Linked DNA regions of Homo sapiens: all the other regions are linked to region 2. Evidence: chromatin loops called from intact Hi-C (ENCODE). Cell type or tissue: dorsolateral prefrontal cortex. All regions are shown on one strand.

What was found. Hi-C counts contacts between places; a loop is a spot of excess contacts. Peaks named below come from ENCODE experiments on the same cell type or tissue, not always from the same donor. Only the 100,000 strongest peaks of a DNase experiment are listed, where the experiment ranks them.
Region 1: a loop joins it to region 2, with 18 times the contacts of the local background. A loop is called at or near these places in 6 of 110 quality-filtered maps.
Region 3: it touches region 2 in a loop (3-fold over the local background); 3 of 110 quality-filtered maps call a loop at or near these places.

Annotation. Positions count from the first base shown.
Region 1 is chr2:211,034,301-211,036,800 of GRCh38, forward strand. The region is part of intron 2 of LOC107985978 (a long non-coding RNA gene); the gene reads left to right. Among named protein-coding and RNA genes, the nearest start is that of CPS1-IT1, 420 kb to the left of the region's middle. In dorsolateral prefrontal cortex, a CTCF peak has its summit at 1,448 (motif pointing left); no DNase peak of the experiment used is centred here.
Region 2 is chr2:210,501,689-210,504,188 of GRCh38, forward strand. It overlaps a transcript of CPS1 not described here. Among named protein-coding and RNA genes, the nearest start is that of LANCL1, 26 kb to the left of the region's middle. In dorsolateral prefrontal cortex, CTCF peaks have their summits at 1,514 (motif pointing right) and 1,715; DNase peaks (open chromatin) are centred at 1,523 and 2,403; H3K4me3 peaks cover 1,147 bases; H3K27ac peaks cover 2,500 bases.
Region 3 is chr2:210,444,303-210,446,802 of GRCh38, forward strand. All of the region lies in intron 4 of LANCL1 (LanC like glutathione S-transferase 1), which reads right to left. The region is part of intron 2 of LANCL1-AS1 (LANCL1 antisense RNA 1); the gene reads left to right. Among named protein-coding and RNA genes, the nearest start is that of LANCL1, 31 kb to the right of the region's middle. In dorsolateral prefrontal cortex, CTCF peaks have their summits at 999 (motif pointing right) and 1,202; no DNase peak of the experiment used is centred here; H3K27ac peaks cover 1,249 bases.

The DNA.
Region 1 (2,500 bases), 530 kb after region 2:
AATTGCAGTATGCTCTATTGAATTTGGAGTATAGATTAATAGATTTTTCAGTAAATTTATTGTTATAACCAGTAAGCATTTTCATTCTATTTGGAGAAAAACTAATTTCACCCAAAATTTTTGAATCCAGGTTCCAATCAGTTCTAAACACGTTTGATGGCATGAAATTTCAATTTATTATATGACAAAACAAAAATATGTATATGCATCTTGTAAATGAGTTACATATATAAAAACTCCATCAATGACTCTTCCATTTTAAAATAGGAATTATGTGTCTTAGTGCTAAAAACTTAAATGAGTTTTCTCAAACTATTTTATTTATTATTGACTATGACCATCATATAGAATACCAGTGTAAATTGGATACTTCATAAATAGTGATTTACAGTTCATCGTATGCTGGAACTCAAGAACATTTTTCATAAGTTGGCTTTATTGTTTTCTGGACAAGGATTGTTCTTGCTTAGCATGACCTTGGTTCAGGTGATGAATTCTATTATAGAGCCAAAGAAGTTTATGTTTTTTTATCTCCTTTTCATCATTGTTTGGCTCTACGAAGATTAGATAATGCATGCTCTCTGGAAGATGTTGAATGCACATGAAATCATTATGTGAACACACTGCCAGTCTTAAAGCTGAAAATTATTTTGAATAGTGGATTTCAGAGCTGATCAACTTGGCTTGGTCTCCTTTTTCAACCTTAAAAGTTAGCATTTAGTGAATGAATATCACTAACTAATGTAAAGGTAAATGCCAACCAGATTGTGTTGTCTCTCAAGGATGGCCCATCTCATATATCCTCACATATAGAATACAAGTGCAGTGTTAGGGAAGAATTCAATTTTTCTGTGCTGCTATTTTACAGAATTTATTTTATTAGAGATCCAGTCCACTATTCTTCCTGCCAATTTTCCTATAAAGTCTGATGAGATCACCTAACTAAAAATTATTAGAAGCACTAAATTTGCTTTGAAAATAATAGTCACACAGAATTATTACTCTACTTAATCTTTGAATATAATGCTCTTATTCTTTTGTGTTCTAATAAACTTGGAAAATGATTATTCTTACAAGTTAACAAAATACTTAAAAGCTTACTAAGCATCTACAACATTCTAAGAACTATGTCAAGCCCTTCAGTTTTATTTTATTATTTGTCCTATGTTACTGATGGGGAAATTGAGAACTAGAAAAATACCTTTGCCTTCTGCCAGATCTTCTGATTGGAAGTGTTAAGTGCCCATGCCAGTTTCATTTTGTTAGATGAAGCAGATCTCATGGCCCAACCTGTCATCACTAGAATAGGAAGTCTTTCCAGAACCATCTCATCAGGGAGATGCAACAAATGTTTTGATATAAAAACATCTATGACCAATGCAATCATGTATCAGCAAATGCAATTAGAGATGATAGGAAAGGGCACACTATACTGCCTCCTGGTGGTTGTGAAACTTTCAGAGAGAAAGCTATGCATAAATTAAAAAGGACCTTTCAGGAAATGTAAACAGATAAAGACATGATACGAAAATGCCAGCTGTATTTGGGGAAGAATAAGCAGATCAGTTTGAGCGTAGACTTGTCTCTGAGGTAGTGATAGGAAATGTGGCGAAAAGTACATTTTGTGCCATGCTAAGAAGTTTTTACTCCATCCTTTAGGCAGTGTGTGTGTATGTGTGTGTGTCAGCAGGGGAGGTAAAAGAATCAGGAGTCTTAAAACTCCACAGCAATGAGAAGGTTTGAACTGGGTTCAAGATTGGCCAAGTGCAGTGGCAAATGCCTGTGATCCCAGCACTTTGGGAGGCTGAGGCAGTTGGATTATTTGAGATCAGGAGTTTGAGACCGGCCTGGTCAAAATGGTGAAACCCCATCCCCACTAAAAATACAAAATTAGCCAGGTAATTGGTAATTTTGGTAGCGGGCCTGTAATCCCAGCTATTCGGGAGGGTGAGGCAGGAGAATCGCTTGAACCTGGGAGACAAAGGTTGCAGTGAGCCGAGATGGTGCCACTGCACTTCATCCTGGGCAATGGCAAAACTCCATCTCAAAAAAAAAAAAAAAAAATCTGGCAGCAGTGGGTGGGGGTGAGGGAGGGCTTGGGGGTAAGGGTAGAAAGAGAAGGGAGTAGGCAACATCTACGGCAATCAATCCTCTTGGTGTCCATTGCACAGTCCAGGCAATGGCTTTACCAAGATGTGGAGGGTAGAGGGATAGACAATACTCAAGGGAGTTTTAGGCTCAAATAAGTACATGTTAATATGGTAATTCTTCCTTCAAATAGAAATACCTTAAATACAAACTGAAGTTTTGCAAAGCAAAATGAAGATGTTTTTTAAACAGTGTGCTTATTGAAAGTAACAACTTGGGCATAGTATTTTTCTTCTGACATGCATTACAAAAGGGACTCACACAGGTCGATTTTATAGGCAAAAGCTGGACAATGAAATACTGACTTGGCTTATATAAATAGTTTGAACTGAACTTAACCTTATGAGAAGAA
Region 2 (2,500 bases):
GTCCATATCTCTGTCAGCATTTTAGTCAAAACCATTAGACAAGTCTCTAGGAAGTTCCAAACTTTCTCACATCTTCCTGTCTTCTTCTGAGCCCTCCAAACTGTTCCAACCTCTGCCTGTTACCCACTTCTAAAGTCATCTCCACATTTTCAGCTATCTTTACAGCAGCCTCCCATTACCCAGTACCAAGTTACTGTATTAGTCTGTTTTCAGGCTGTGATGAAAAAATTCCTGAAACTGTGTAATTTATAAGGGAAAAAGGTTTAATTGACTCACAGTTCCACATGGCTGGAGAGCCCTCAAGAAACTTGCAATTATGGCAGGAGGCACCTCCTCACAGGGTGGCAGGAGAGAAAATGAGTGCCGAGAAGTGGGGAAAGCCCTTTATATAGCCATCAGATCTTGTGAGAACCCACTCACCATCATGAGAACAGCATGGGGGAAACTGCCCCCATGATTCAATTATTTCCACCTGGTCCCACCCTTGACACGTGGAGATTATCACAACTCAAGGTGAGATTTGAGTGGGGACACAAAGCCAAACCATATTACCAATTTTCCTTCTCGAATTAATGCTCACAGAGTTGATCTTTGTGCAATATCTTGCTATTTCCAAGTGGTCGAGGCACACTGAAAGCTTCTAATCCACCATCTTGGGAAAAAATAATCTCTCTCTCTCTATATATATATATTTTTTTATATATATGTATATTTTATATATATATAATATATATATAAAAGAGAGATATAGAGATATCTATGAGATACATATAGATATATATATTTATATATAAAAGAGATATAAATATAGAGATATATTTTTTATATATATATACACACATATATACATATAATGTTAAAAAGCATCTTTTCAAATAAATGCTGCTTGCATATGTTAATTTAGTTTGAACAATTTTGGAGTGGATTTCAGGACAGGAGAGAGAAAAAAGCAAAGAGCAAAACAACTCCACTCTAAAGGGAAGTCATAGTTCCTGGGTCTGAGTGGTGCTTCTTGCCTCCATCCTGCCCTGACCCTTCATAGTCTCGTGACTTTCACATTGCTCTAATAAGATATCAAAATTTGAGTGAGGGGTTCAGTTCCTATCTCTGTTCTCCCAGTAATGCAACAAAAAGGGTAACTTGTCCCTCCTCTTTACATTTTAAAATAAGGAAGGGTTGAATTAGCTCAGTGTTTCTCAAGGCTTGATTCACCTTAATTGACTGAAGAGCTTTTTAAAAATCCCAATTTCTTTGGCCCTTGTCATAGACATTCTGATTCCTTTTATTTGGCAGAAGACCCAGGCACTGACCTAATTTTTAAAAGTTCTGTATATGGTTCTCTTGTGCAGGCAGAATTGAGATCATTGGCTTTGCTAAGGTATCTCCAGCACTGACATCCTGTGACTAGGTGGATAATTTAACTCTTCCTAACTCTACAGAAAAAGTGAGAAGCTCTAGAGATTCCACTGGTAACCTCTTCAAGGTTATGTCACATGCTGCCACTAGATGGCGCAGGCAATTCTTGGGACGGAGGAGATTCTGGTTATTTGGGATTTTCATTTTCCCTGTGCAATATACTTGAGACACTCAGCTTAAGAAGCTTCGTGGGGGAATGACATTTTAGCTCCTTTCCCAAAGCTCGAGGCCCAGAAGGTAGAGCTGTTTTGCTTGACAAGTTGATAGAGAGAGACTCATTAAATAAACGTTCTATCGTCTGAAGGGAGAAAGTAAAACCCCCGGCATAAATATTAGTTCACATTTTTCTTATTATTTCCAGCAGGTGTGTGTTCTCCCCTTCTCTGTGTCTTTCTCTCTCTTACTCTTTGTTGGTGGCCTCTTTTTACCTTTATCTTTTCCCTTTTCTTGGTTTCTGTCTGTAACCACTGTTTGTAAACTGGTTATGATGAATTTACAGGTGGATTAAATCTTAGTTTGCCACCTTTGTCGTAGATAAAAATTTTAGGAATCCAAAAACGATACCTACACAATATTCTTAGAAGGGTGAACACATTCAGGTTACAATGGAAAAATTCTTATTCAGGAGACTTCCTCTGCAATGTTGTTTGTTCATAGCAGCTGTGGTAGCACCCGCCAAATCCAGGAAGAAAGAATTTTATGCCGTATCAGGGAAAAACAGTCAAAATCCTTTCCTCTTTACAGCACAATTCGGGTGACGGCCAAAGCTCTTAGTGTACATACAAGTAGGGGTTTTTGCACAATAATAGGGTGTGCTTCTCTGATGCTTTTCACTGGAAGACCACATAGCACATTGCTGCTTTATTCCATAAAGCTGCCTCTTTCCCCTGGGCTGTCAGAATAGGAAGATGTGTTGTGATTTTTTTTTTCAAAGAGATTGCATTCCTTCCCTGGCTTTGTCCCAGCCCAGCTGCTTGTTGTTCAGGGAGATGCTGCGCTTTTGGTGCCAGGATATACCACTGTGCTTTCTTTTTCCCTGAGTGACATATACTGATGGGTCACTGCCTGAAACAGTGGAACAAGG
Region 3 (2,500 bases), 57 kb before region 2:
CAGATATGAAAGAGAACAATCTTCCTCTCCCATCTCCCTCTCCACTACTTCCACACGCTTGTGGTGAGGGGGGAGAAAACATTTAAAATGAAGAGGATAGGTTTTAAATAAGCAGAATGAGATGATTTTAGTGAGTGAAAGTGGCTGACAGTTATGAAAGAAAGACTGAGAGAAACTTATGAAGGAGTCTTTAAGGGAACTGCAGGAAAGTGGGGGTTGAAAAAGCATGGCTAGTTGCAGTTAGTGAAACAGTTTAAACTTTTTCATATTATTTCCTCATCAAATTGAGGCAACTCAAATTAGTTAAATATGCAAATGCTGGCTCATCCATTTTTTTCTTCTACAAATATAGGCAACAATTCATAGTGAAACAGTGGTTATCTTAGGAAGAGATATACTGAGAAATAGATAACCAAGAAACTTGGCTAGAGGTTTCTTTCCTTTTTCTTCTAATACATTTTCTTGTATACTTTGACCTTTTTTAAAACAATAGGGCTTATGGATAGAATTATGGGCCATTTTGTTTTCTACTTCGATACCATATATATCTACACACACACACTCCCTTAATTTTTAAAAGTAATTTTTAATTTTTGAATACGAATTTTAAATTTTTAATAAAAACATTTATTAAGAATTTTTTTTCTCATTCCAGAACTGGGAGCTCAGTAACGTTGGGGCCATAAGAAAACAAAATGTGTTTATTAGATACAAATTCAACTGTTACAGTAAACAATGAATATCTCAAGTTTTGATATGAACCTATTTTTAATATAAATGTGTCAAATTATATAGAAGTTCAATATAAAGTACTTTTGACTTACTTTTGCAAAGATTGAAAGAACTATGAAAAAAAATTACTGTAATTTTTTTTAAACACATACTGTTCTATGGAAGTATTACACCGAATTACTGCATTGATTCCAATGATATTCCAACTGAAATAAAATATTTGAACCACGGCATTAACTCCATTCCTTTTTTGCTGATGTTAGGACATACATTACCACTAGGTGGCAATATATAATTAGCATTCCATTTACTTTGCAGCCAAACACATTTGCATTTGCAACATTCAAAGTAGGTAGCAAATACCTTTCAAATATTTATCTAAAATACAGTATTGCTCAGAGCATCTTATTAAAACAATACAGTTTAGGGTAATAAAGGAAGCATATCCCTTTTTTTCTGGATTTGAATTCAAATCACTAAAATTCATTAGTTGGGTTCGATGATTACTAGGACTTAACTGCAAGTTGTACATGCTATATTCTCAAGATATAAGACTAAAAATAAAATATTTATATTAAGATATAAAAATAAAGAAATGATATCACTGATAAATCATAATGGTTATTTTATGTGTTTTCAGAAACTCTCAAACTAACAAGCACTTTGTTGCAGCTTCATTTATTTGTTTTGATATGTTGATATTAATGCAACCCATCTTTAGAAGAGATAGCCAAGTCACTGAAATGTCACTGAAAGAAGAATGAAGACACACAAACAGGATAGTTCTGTTCCTCTCCTCACAGTACTTCCTCAGGGTGTTACTGGGGAGAGTTTTTGGCCTTGTATTATCAAAAGGTTTGTAACTTTAAAAACAGATGTCCAGTGTCTGGGCAGGGCATTTCTGAAAAAAAGGCAGCAGCCCCAGTCAGGGAATTACAGATAAAACCCCTATCTCCCTAGGACAGAGCACCTGGGGGAAGGGGTGGCTGTGGGCACAACTTCAGCAGACTTAAACATTCCTGCGTGCCGGCTCTGAAGAGAGCAGTGGATCTCCCAGCACAGTGCTCGAGCTCTGCTGAGGGAAAGACTGTCTCCTCAAGTGAGTCCCTGCCCCCCTGTGCTTCCTGACTGGGAGACACCTCCCAGCAGGGGTCGACAGACACCTCATACAAGAGAGCTCCGGCTGGCATCTGGCGGGTGCCCTCTGGGACAAAGCTTCCAAAGGAAGAAACAGGCAGCTATCTTTGCTGTTCTGGAGGCGCCACTGGTGATCAATATCAACAAAAAGGACATCCACTCAGAAACCCCATCTGAAGGTCACCAACGTCAAAGACCAAAGGTAGATAAATCCACGAAGATGGGAGAAACCAGTGCAAAAAGGCTGAAAATTCCAAAAACCAGAATGCTGCTTCTTCTCCAAAGGATCACAACTCCTTGCCAGCAAGGGAACAAAACTGGGTGGAGAATGAATTTGACAAATTGACGGAAGTAGGCTTCAGAAGGTGGGTAATAACAAACTCCCCTGAGCTAAAGGAGCATGTTCTAACCAAATGCATGGAAGTTAAGACCCTTGAAAAAAGCTTAGAGGAATTGCTAACTAGAATAACCAGTTTTGAGAAGAACATAAACGACCTGATGGAGCTGAAAAACACAGCATGAGAGCTTTGTGAAGCATACACAAGTATCAATGGCCAAATTGATCAAGCAGAAGAAAGGATATCAGAGATTGAAGATCAATTTGATGAAATAAAGCATGAAGACAAGGTTA